Regions from separate parts of the Homo sapiens genome. Here all the other regions are linked to region 1. A link is a loop called in an ENCODE intact Hi-C map of the cell type or tissue named here. Cell type or tissue: PC-9. All regions are shown on one strand.

Region 1 (2,500 bases):
ACACAGTGTTACTCATAGGCAATCAGAAAAAAGCTGAAAGTTGAGCCATTAGTAGGGCAGGGCAACTTATTGTTAATAGCAGCCATTAAAGCTGAAAGGAAAAATTACCCATCTGCCCCCGCCAGACCTGTCTGTCTGAGATCGAGATTGGGCCTCCAGGCCGGAAGGGGGGCTGGGCAAACATGAGGGAAGGAGAATGGAATGTAGAAACCGAGATCTTTGTAAGGGAAGATAGAGCTGAATTCAAGTGTGGGCCCTACCCCAAGAATAGGGGGGAAAAAAATCCTGCCCCAAGAATTCCAGCTGTCCTTTGTCTGTTCATCCTTTCTCAGGAAAGCACCTGATAGCTTTTATCCAAAGATCTGCTGCAAAATCCATTTTAGCTACAGACAGGAAATGCAAAAGAAAGATTCCTGTAGCAACAACACCTTGTAATTATGAAATACTTTCCATCACAGTGCATAACATATAGCAGATTTACTACACCAAAATTCTTTGCCGTTAGATCTTGGGGTACAGCAGTGAAATTTTCTCTATCTTTAAAAGAACATGTGGTTTAAACCCCTTTCAGGCATTTTAAATCCTAGCCAAAGGTGCAACACCGTTTACCAACTCTGACAAGCCACTCTAAAAGTGTGCTTGTTTGATGGGGCCATATCAGATATCACATAGGAAAATAAATTTGAGAGGGCTTTGCCACGAGTATGTTTATAAAACTCACAACTGGTCTGGAAAAAGAAAGGCAAGTGGCCCATTTTACAGATGGTGCTAACACACTCCAGTGCAGAGAGTGACTGTTGTCACCAGGATCACATATCAATTTGGAAAATTGTAATAGAAACCAGACTTGTGGCTTGGAGTATAGCCCCTGAAAGGGACTAGGACAGCCCACTCCCCTGCCCTGTCCTCCTTACACCTTAAAAGGGACAGTGATTGGGGACTATTGCTGCCCCGCGTGCTTTTTCAGGCAGAGATATCAGAATGAGGTCTGAAAGGATAGTTGGGTGGCCCCAGAGAAGACCTCCACGGCTGGCTAAGAGTCTGAGCATTGCTGGCAGTACTTAGCATTTAGGCTACCCTGAGTGCATGCCTGGCTCATGATAAGTGGTTAGGCCTGTCAGAGGCGGGAGGTGCCTGCTGACTCAGACCCAGAGAGGTGACTCCTACTCTTGAGTGTCTGATTTCTCAGATATGACCATATCCAGTTCTGGGCTCCAGCCCTGACCTGTTCCTTGGCTATCAGAACTATCATAAGGCCAGATCAGCTTAACTCATCTCCAAGGTAATTCTTGGTAGATTTTGGTTCCTTCTTGCATTTTGTGGCTTTGTCCCACTAAGAGCAGTTGTTCTCAGCCCTCTGTACTGGTGGCACAATTTTGAATACTGTAATTATTTTGGTTGCATTTTGGAATGAATTTAAAGTTCTCGCAAAGGATCTTCAGCTCCATGTCACTCATCAGAGCTCTTTTCTATTTTCCAGCTCTTGCATATAGGTAACACGCGCACACACACACACACACACACACACACACAGAGTTTTTCTTGATATGCTGTCTCTTGCCTTCCACTGTCAGATCGTAACCTGATAGACTGAATTGAGTGACCCACTCACACTCAGCTCAGCATTCCTATTTCAAACACTGCTGACACACGGTATATCTTCATGTGTACCAGCAATCAGACTGTAGTCAATTAAATTGTTTTGAAAATTAGGTTTATGCACTTATCAGTTGTTTGAGAGTCTGGCAGTTTTGGCCTTAAGAGTTCCCTGTCAAAGACTATGGCGTGAAAGATCACTGCTTTCAGGCTTCTATGCTGTGATTAAATGTGGAGAGTGGTTTTGGGGACATGTGTCTTAAGGGATAAGCTAGTGAGGAATAGGTTGGGACTGGTAGGACGAGCGGCCTGTGGCACATTTCAGAGCCCTCAACCGTACCCCACACTGCATGGGCCATGACTCTCTCTTCACCCATGGATCATCTCTAGAGGGGATTCATGATGTCACCTGGAGTCTCTGCTCTCTCCAAGTGTACTGGAAAGGATTGGGTGTTGGGAAGGCATTGGAAAGCTGGTATTAGAAGAGTTAGCTGGGGAGAGATTTGACTGAAGAGAAGGAAGCGTGTTTGCAGTGTTAACGCAGTGGATCTGCCTCAAGAGGCCCAGAACTTAAGAAAGCCAGGAAGCTATTTTTCTACGACTCCCCATGTTAGTGAAGGCAATTTTTTAACGTGATATCCACTTTGAATTCTTTGATCTTTAAGAAATATGAGTAAGAGAAAAGGATAGATGGCAAGATAGATGAGGAACTTCAGAGGGGGCTAAGATTACTTTAAGGGAAAGCTAATGAGTTGTTGAATTGTTTTACATAGTGGGGTGCTATGAATAGGATGTTAAGGAAAGTTCTTCACAAATAAATGACAGAATAAAAAAAAAATAAACCTAACATAAGACAATTTTCTTTTTCAGCAAGGCACAGGGTTCTTTGGGAAGCTTCAAAAAA
Region 2 (2,500 bases), 210 kb before region 1:
GAAGCAAATTTGTGTCTGTCTGGAGCTATGATACTGGACCTTAGTTATGACTTTTGTTGGCTTTTTTCTTGATCCCATTGTATTTATTTTTTATTTTTTCCTACCCATTTTCAATTGGAGTTGTCTTGTTGGAATATGTACCCTTTTAAGCACCTCAAGTTTCCTTTCAAACTGGACAGGCAATAGACACATAACTAATTTTTAACACTATTCACACATTTCTGTTAGACTGAAGCAGATTGTGCAGTGGAAATACTAGGCCTTTGGAGGGAGTCACACTTGGGTTTAAATTCCAGCTTTGACACTTAATAACTGTGGACCTTGGACAAATTATTTAACCTTTCTGAGTTCCCTCTCTGTAAAATGGAAATAATAATCCATAACTCACAAAGATGTCTTGGGGATTAAATAAAATAACTCATGCAAATTACTTGGTGCATAGTAGGCATTCAATAAATGTCAGTTCACTTCTCTTCCCAGTTAATAATGCTTATTAGACTATATTAAAAACTAGAACTAGACTGTGATAATGCATTTCTTTATTAGGTATTTAAGCCAAATAACTAATTTCCCCCGGGGGAAGAGAGAGAAATGTTGAATTAGTTTCATTTGGTGAACTTATTTATTAATCTTTCTTTTTCTTGAGCATTTTTCAGTTTCATAGTCCATAATTTAGTTTTCATGCAGCAAAAATGACACAGTTTGGTATTCTTTTCACCTTTACTGTGCTAGAATTGTTTTTTTAAATGTATCTATTATTACATCTGCCACTTATTAGAGATCTTTATTAATTATATTAACAGCTCGATTGTGTTTCATAACTACGTCGTGCTGACAAACTTGTGCTCTCAGCAGTTTCCCTGAGGTCTAAGCATTTAAAAGAATCAAGTTTTAAATGACAATGCCACAGCAAAAGAAAAGCAGGGGTGGGCGGGAAGACGCACACCGTCTGTGTTCTTTCGTGTTAATTTTATATGTTTGCATTTAAGTGGAGCCACATTTTCCTCAAGGACGCAACCTAAGTAAGGCGAGCAGGGAAAGTGGAAACTAAGTGAGCTGGAACTACAGTACCATTGCACCTTTAAGGACTGGAGACTTGCTATTAGCTCGGCCTCCTTCCCGGCCCACCTCTGAACTCTGATTGACAGGGCGCCGGGCGAGGAGGAGCTGAAGGAGGCTGGAGAGGAGGCGCCGTGAGGAAAGTAGGGGAGGAGGGGGCCGGTCCTTTATCTGGTGGCCAATCAGGGAAGCGGGGAGGAGCTCCAGGCGCCCTCCTCCCTCCTCCTCTCCCCAGCCTCCCGGCTTCCCCGCCCCCTCCCCTTCCCTTTGCCCCCTCCCCTCTCCTCCTTCTCGTCCTCCTCCTCCTTCTTCTCCTCCTCCTCCTCCTCCTCTCAGGCTGTGGTTTTTCTGTATATGTTTCTGGAGTCCTGAGCCTGAGCTAAACAAAAGCAGGAGGCTGACGGGGCTGCTGGAGTTTGCAGAGACACGGAGGAGGAGAGAGCCTGTGCTTTGCCTGCCGCCGCGGCTGGGGGAGATCTGGCTTTTGCAACAGCCCACCCCCTTTGAGATCACTCTGGCCCGGAGTGGGGGTGGGGGGCAGCGGGGGGTGGGGGGGGAAAGTTTGCATTGCAATCCCCCTGCCTTCCTCTCCTTTCTCCCGATCAATGCATATTTGCAAAAGGATTAAGCCACAGATTTAAGCGCCGGGAGCCCATTTCTGCCTTGCAAAGGAGACCGGACTGAAAAACCTAAAGCCAGCTCTGATTTCTTTTCGCCAAGTGGGAAGGTGGTTTATTTTTCTTGCTTTTTGGAGTCAACACCCTTCCCCACCAGCCCTTATCCCCACCCTCACCCCGCAACCCCTTCACGCCCCCTCCCCCTCCCCCTCCTCATCCTCCCACCATCCTCTAAAGAGGCAAAGGGATTTTTTTTTTCTTTTGGTCTTCTTTTTTCCCCCTTCCCTGTTTATCCTGAAAAGGATTTGAAGACAAGCTTGAAGGATAAAAAGCCTTGGTGCTTCCCAGGAGCCGAGCCGAGGAGCAGAAGAGGAAGAGCCGGGGGCTGCCGTAGCCTTTGGAGATGGACGAGCAGCCCAGGCTGATGCATTCCCATGCTGGGGTCGGGATGGCCGGACACCCCGGCCTGTCCCAGCACTTGCAGGATGGGGCCGGAGGGACCGAGGGGGAGGGCGGGAGGAAGCAGGACATTGGAGACATTTTACAGCAAATTATGACCATCACAGACCAGAGTTTGGATGAGGCGCAGGCCAGGTGAGATGGAGGCTTTTCTTTTCCTTTCTTGGGGTTTTTTGTTTTTCTTCCTCTTGCAGGGGGAAACAATGGGAACCGAATCACCACAGCGCTTTTTTTGAAAAATGTTATTTCTTTTCTCATTTTGACAAGCAACTACATGGCGGAGGAGTAAAATTTGAAGGAGCGTTGTTATCGAAAGTGTAATCGCCCATGCCGAGATGTGGCTGTGTACATATTTGTGTGTGTGT
Region 3 (2,500 bases), 110 kb before region 1:
AATGGTTGTTGAATCAAGTGGAGTTCTTTGAGTGAGCAAGGGAAAGTTGGGATTTGTACCGAGGAAGCAGCAGGTGAGTTTGGGAAGGACATCTTTTTGCTATGTGAGTGGACACCTCCATTGGCTTGGGTGGCTGCAGAACCTGCCTCCCCCTTCACACATCCTCCCTTGTTCCCTCTCCCTGGCAGCTTAAGCAAGAGCACTAAGCTTGGCCAGTTGGAACGCCAGCCATGCCCAGTCTTGTGTTTTGAGGGAGCTAAGCAGAGAGACAGGATTACTACAGATGCCTCAGAGGTAGCAGCAGAATCGAGGGTGGTGGCAGTGGTGGGGATAAGTCCCCAAAGCCAGCAGTACCAGAGTCTGTCTCCTAACAGGCTTCCTCTGGCAGCACCTTGGTTGTATTCTCAGCTGTCTGTGCTTATTTTTCTGAGCTTGATTCTCCAGGTTTCCTGTTGACTCTGAGAGGCACTGCCTATCTGTCCAATAAATTCCTTTCCTGGGTAGGTGAGCCAGAGTCCACTTCTGTAGTTTGCAACCAAAAACCTTGACAGGTAGAAGTTAGGGAAAAATCACATGCTGTTTCTAAAACTACTCACCAAAGGAAAATGAGGAGGGGTTGGGGGCAATATTCTACAGGGTAGATGATGATAAGGACAAGGTTTTCTGAGTGAGCCAAGTATTTCTGGTAGAAAACAAGGTTTAAGCAAACTGGAGAAGGATTGCACCTGGCTTTGAAATATAAGGGAATGTTGTCTAAACCTGAAATACGGGTTTGGGCTTTGAATGGAGCCCTTTGGGGACCTTGCCTATGTGGGACATGCTGGGGCCTGGAGCTTTGGGGAACTTACACTGGGTTTGAAAAGCACCTGCCAGGGAGCTGAGGCGTCTCAGCTGCAGCTGACATGGCAGTGCTGAGACCCAAAACACCTGTGTGGTAAGACTGGCGAAAGATCAAGGACACTTTACAGACCTCCTCTTGGGATAAAGTGTAGGACCTGTGCCATTGCATAAATTCCTTTTATGTTAACTTGCTCCTTGTCACCCTATCAGCTAGATTAAAACCACAGTCAGTTGTAGTAACATCAGCAGAGGGAGAAGGAAGTGGTTTTGTCTAGAGGTCACACTTAGTGGTTATACTGACGCCTGCTGCCATTGCTTGCTTTTCTTGGTTGACAGAACAGAGCAGCTTTTATGTACATCATCCTTGACTACAGCTCTTCAGTGCCTTTGCTAGTCATTGAGGTTAGAAAACCAAACATAGGATGATTTTTTTTAAAGTATATTATTTCTTCTTCATTTTAACAATAATATAGATTGTGGTCTGTGCCTACAAATAACATATCAGTTGTTCAGACTACTAATTCTCTTTCTAGGATTCATATCCTCTCCCCTCACAAATTCTGCTCAGCACTAAGTTACCTACCTTACTGGTGGAGCCAAGCACCTTGATGTATACCTGTACTATTCTGGTACAGGAGGAAACCCAGAGAATTGCCAGCTGATCACAGCTGAAGCCAACAGCTGATCACATCTGAAGGCAAGCATACTGCTTGTTGGTGTGCCTGTTCACCTTATTTAAGTAAACACAGACTGGAAGCAGCTGAGAGGAGAAGACTTTTACTATGTTTTTCTCTGTCTACCAACTCTTCTTTATTTGACTGTGAATTCTTCAGAGATTGAACCCTTGCATTTCTTATCCTTTAGTTCTTCAGCATCTATAGTAATGGTGGGGAAGGAATACTGATGTTTTGAACACCTGTGAATGAATCCAGCCGAGGGCCTCTCTCCCATGGGTGTGTCTGAAGGACATGCCATCTGGCATGAGGGATAACATTACCAATGGTTCATGTCAAAGAAGCCTCTACATCCTCAGGGAAAGCCCTGATATTGTGGTCTAGGGATCACCAGCAATTTCACTGTAAGCCAGTTTTTTTTTTTTTTTTTTTTGAGATGGAGTCTGACTCTGTCGCCCAGGCTGGAGTGCAATGGTATGATCTTGGCTCACTGCAACCTCCACCTCCCGGGTTCAAACAATTCTCCTGCCTCAGCCTCCCGAGTAGCTGGGATTACAGGCCTCCACCACCATGCCTGGCAAATTTTTGTATTTTTAGTAGAGACGGGGTTTCACCATGTTGGCCAGGCTGATCTCGAAACCCTGACCTCAGGTGATCCACCCACCTTGGCTTCCCAAAGTGCTGGGATTACAGGCGTGAGCCACTGTGCCCAGCCATAAGCCAGTTTCTTATATTGACCTTTGTAATTTTATTTTTGGTATTAGTTAATGTGTACATAGGCGTTATCACCTCATTGGAAGTTAAAAGAAAAGTAGTGCTAGCTTTTTAATTTTTTAAAAATTTATTTCATGTTTTCAAGCAGGGATAGGTTGTAGAGTAAAAACAGGAAAAAAAGGACTAAAGACCTAAAAATACACTTTCATGGAGGGCATCAATTGCCTAAATGTTTTCTTCTTGAGTACTTTCCAAATCCTAACAAATCAATT

What was found. Peaks named below come from ENCODE experiments on the same cell type or tissue, not always from the same donor. Only the 100,000 strongest peaks of a DNase experiment are listed, where the experiment ranks them.
Region 2: it touches region 1 in a loop (2.9-fold over the local background); 61 of 110 quality-filtered maps call a loop at or near these places.
Region 3: a loop joins it to region 1, with 3 times the contacts of the local background. A loop is called at or near these places in 16 of 110 quality-filtered maps.

Annotation. Positions count from the first base shown.
Region 1 is chr1:164,771,741-164,774,240 of GRCh38, forward strand. All of the region lies in intron 2 of PBX1 (PBX homeobox 1), which reads left to right. The region is part of intron 1 of PBX1-AS1 (PBX1 antisense RNA 1); the gene reads right to left. Among named protein-coding and RNA genes, the nearest start is that of PBX1-AS1, 1.6 kb to the right of the region's middle. In PC-9, no CTCF peak of the experiment used is centred here; DNase peaks (open chromatin) are centred at 111 and 1,141; H3K4me3 peaks cover 808 bases; H3K27ac peaks cover 2,500 bases.
Region 2 is chr1:164,557,744-164,560,243 of GRCh38, forward strand. PBX1 (PBX homeobox 1) reads left to right here and starts at 1,441. Exons shown (of 9, transcript NM_002585.4): 1 at 1,441-2,270. The coding sequence starts at 2,080. RefSeq lists an enhancer at 1,023-1,522. In PC-9, no CTCF peak of the experiment used is centred here; a DNase peak (open chromatin) is centred at 1,178; H3K4me3 peaks cover 1,918 bases; H3K27ac peaks cover 1,887 bases.
Region 3 is chr1:164,659,498-164,661,997 of GRCh38, forward strand. The region is part of intron 2 of PBX1 (PBX homeobox 1); the gene reads left to right. Among named protein-coding and RNA genes, the nearest start is that of PBX1, 100 kb to the left of the region's middle. In PC-9, a CTCF peak has its summit at 1,101; a DNase peak (open chromatin) is centred at 904; H3K4me3 peaks cover 1,105 bases; H3K27ac peaks cover 2,500 bases.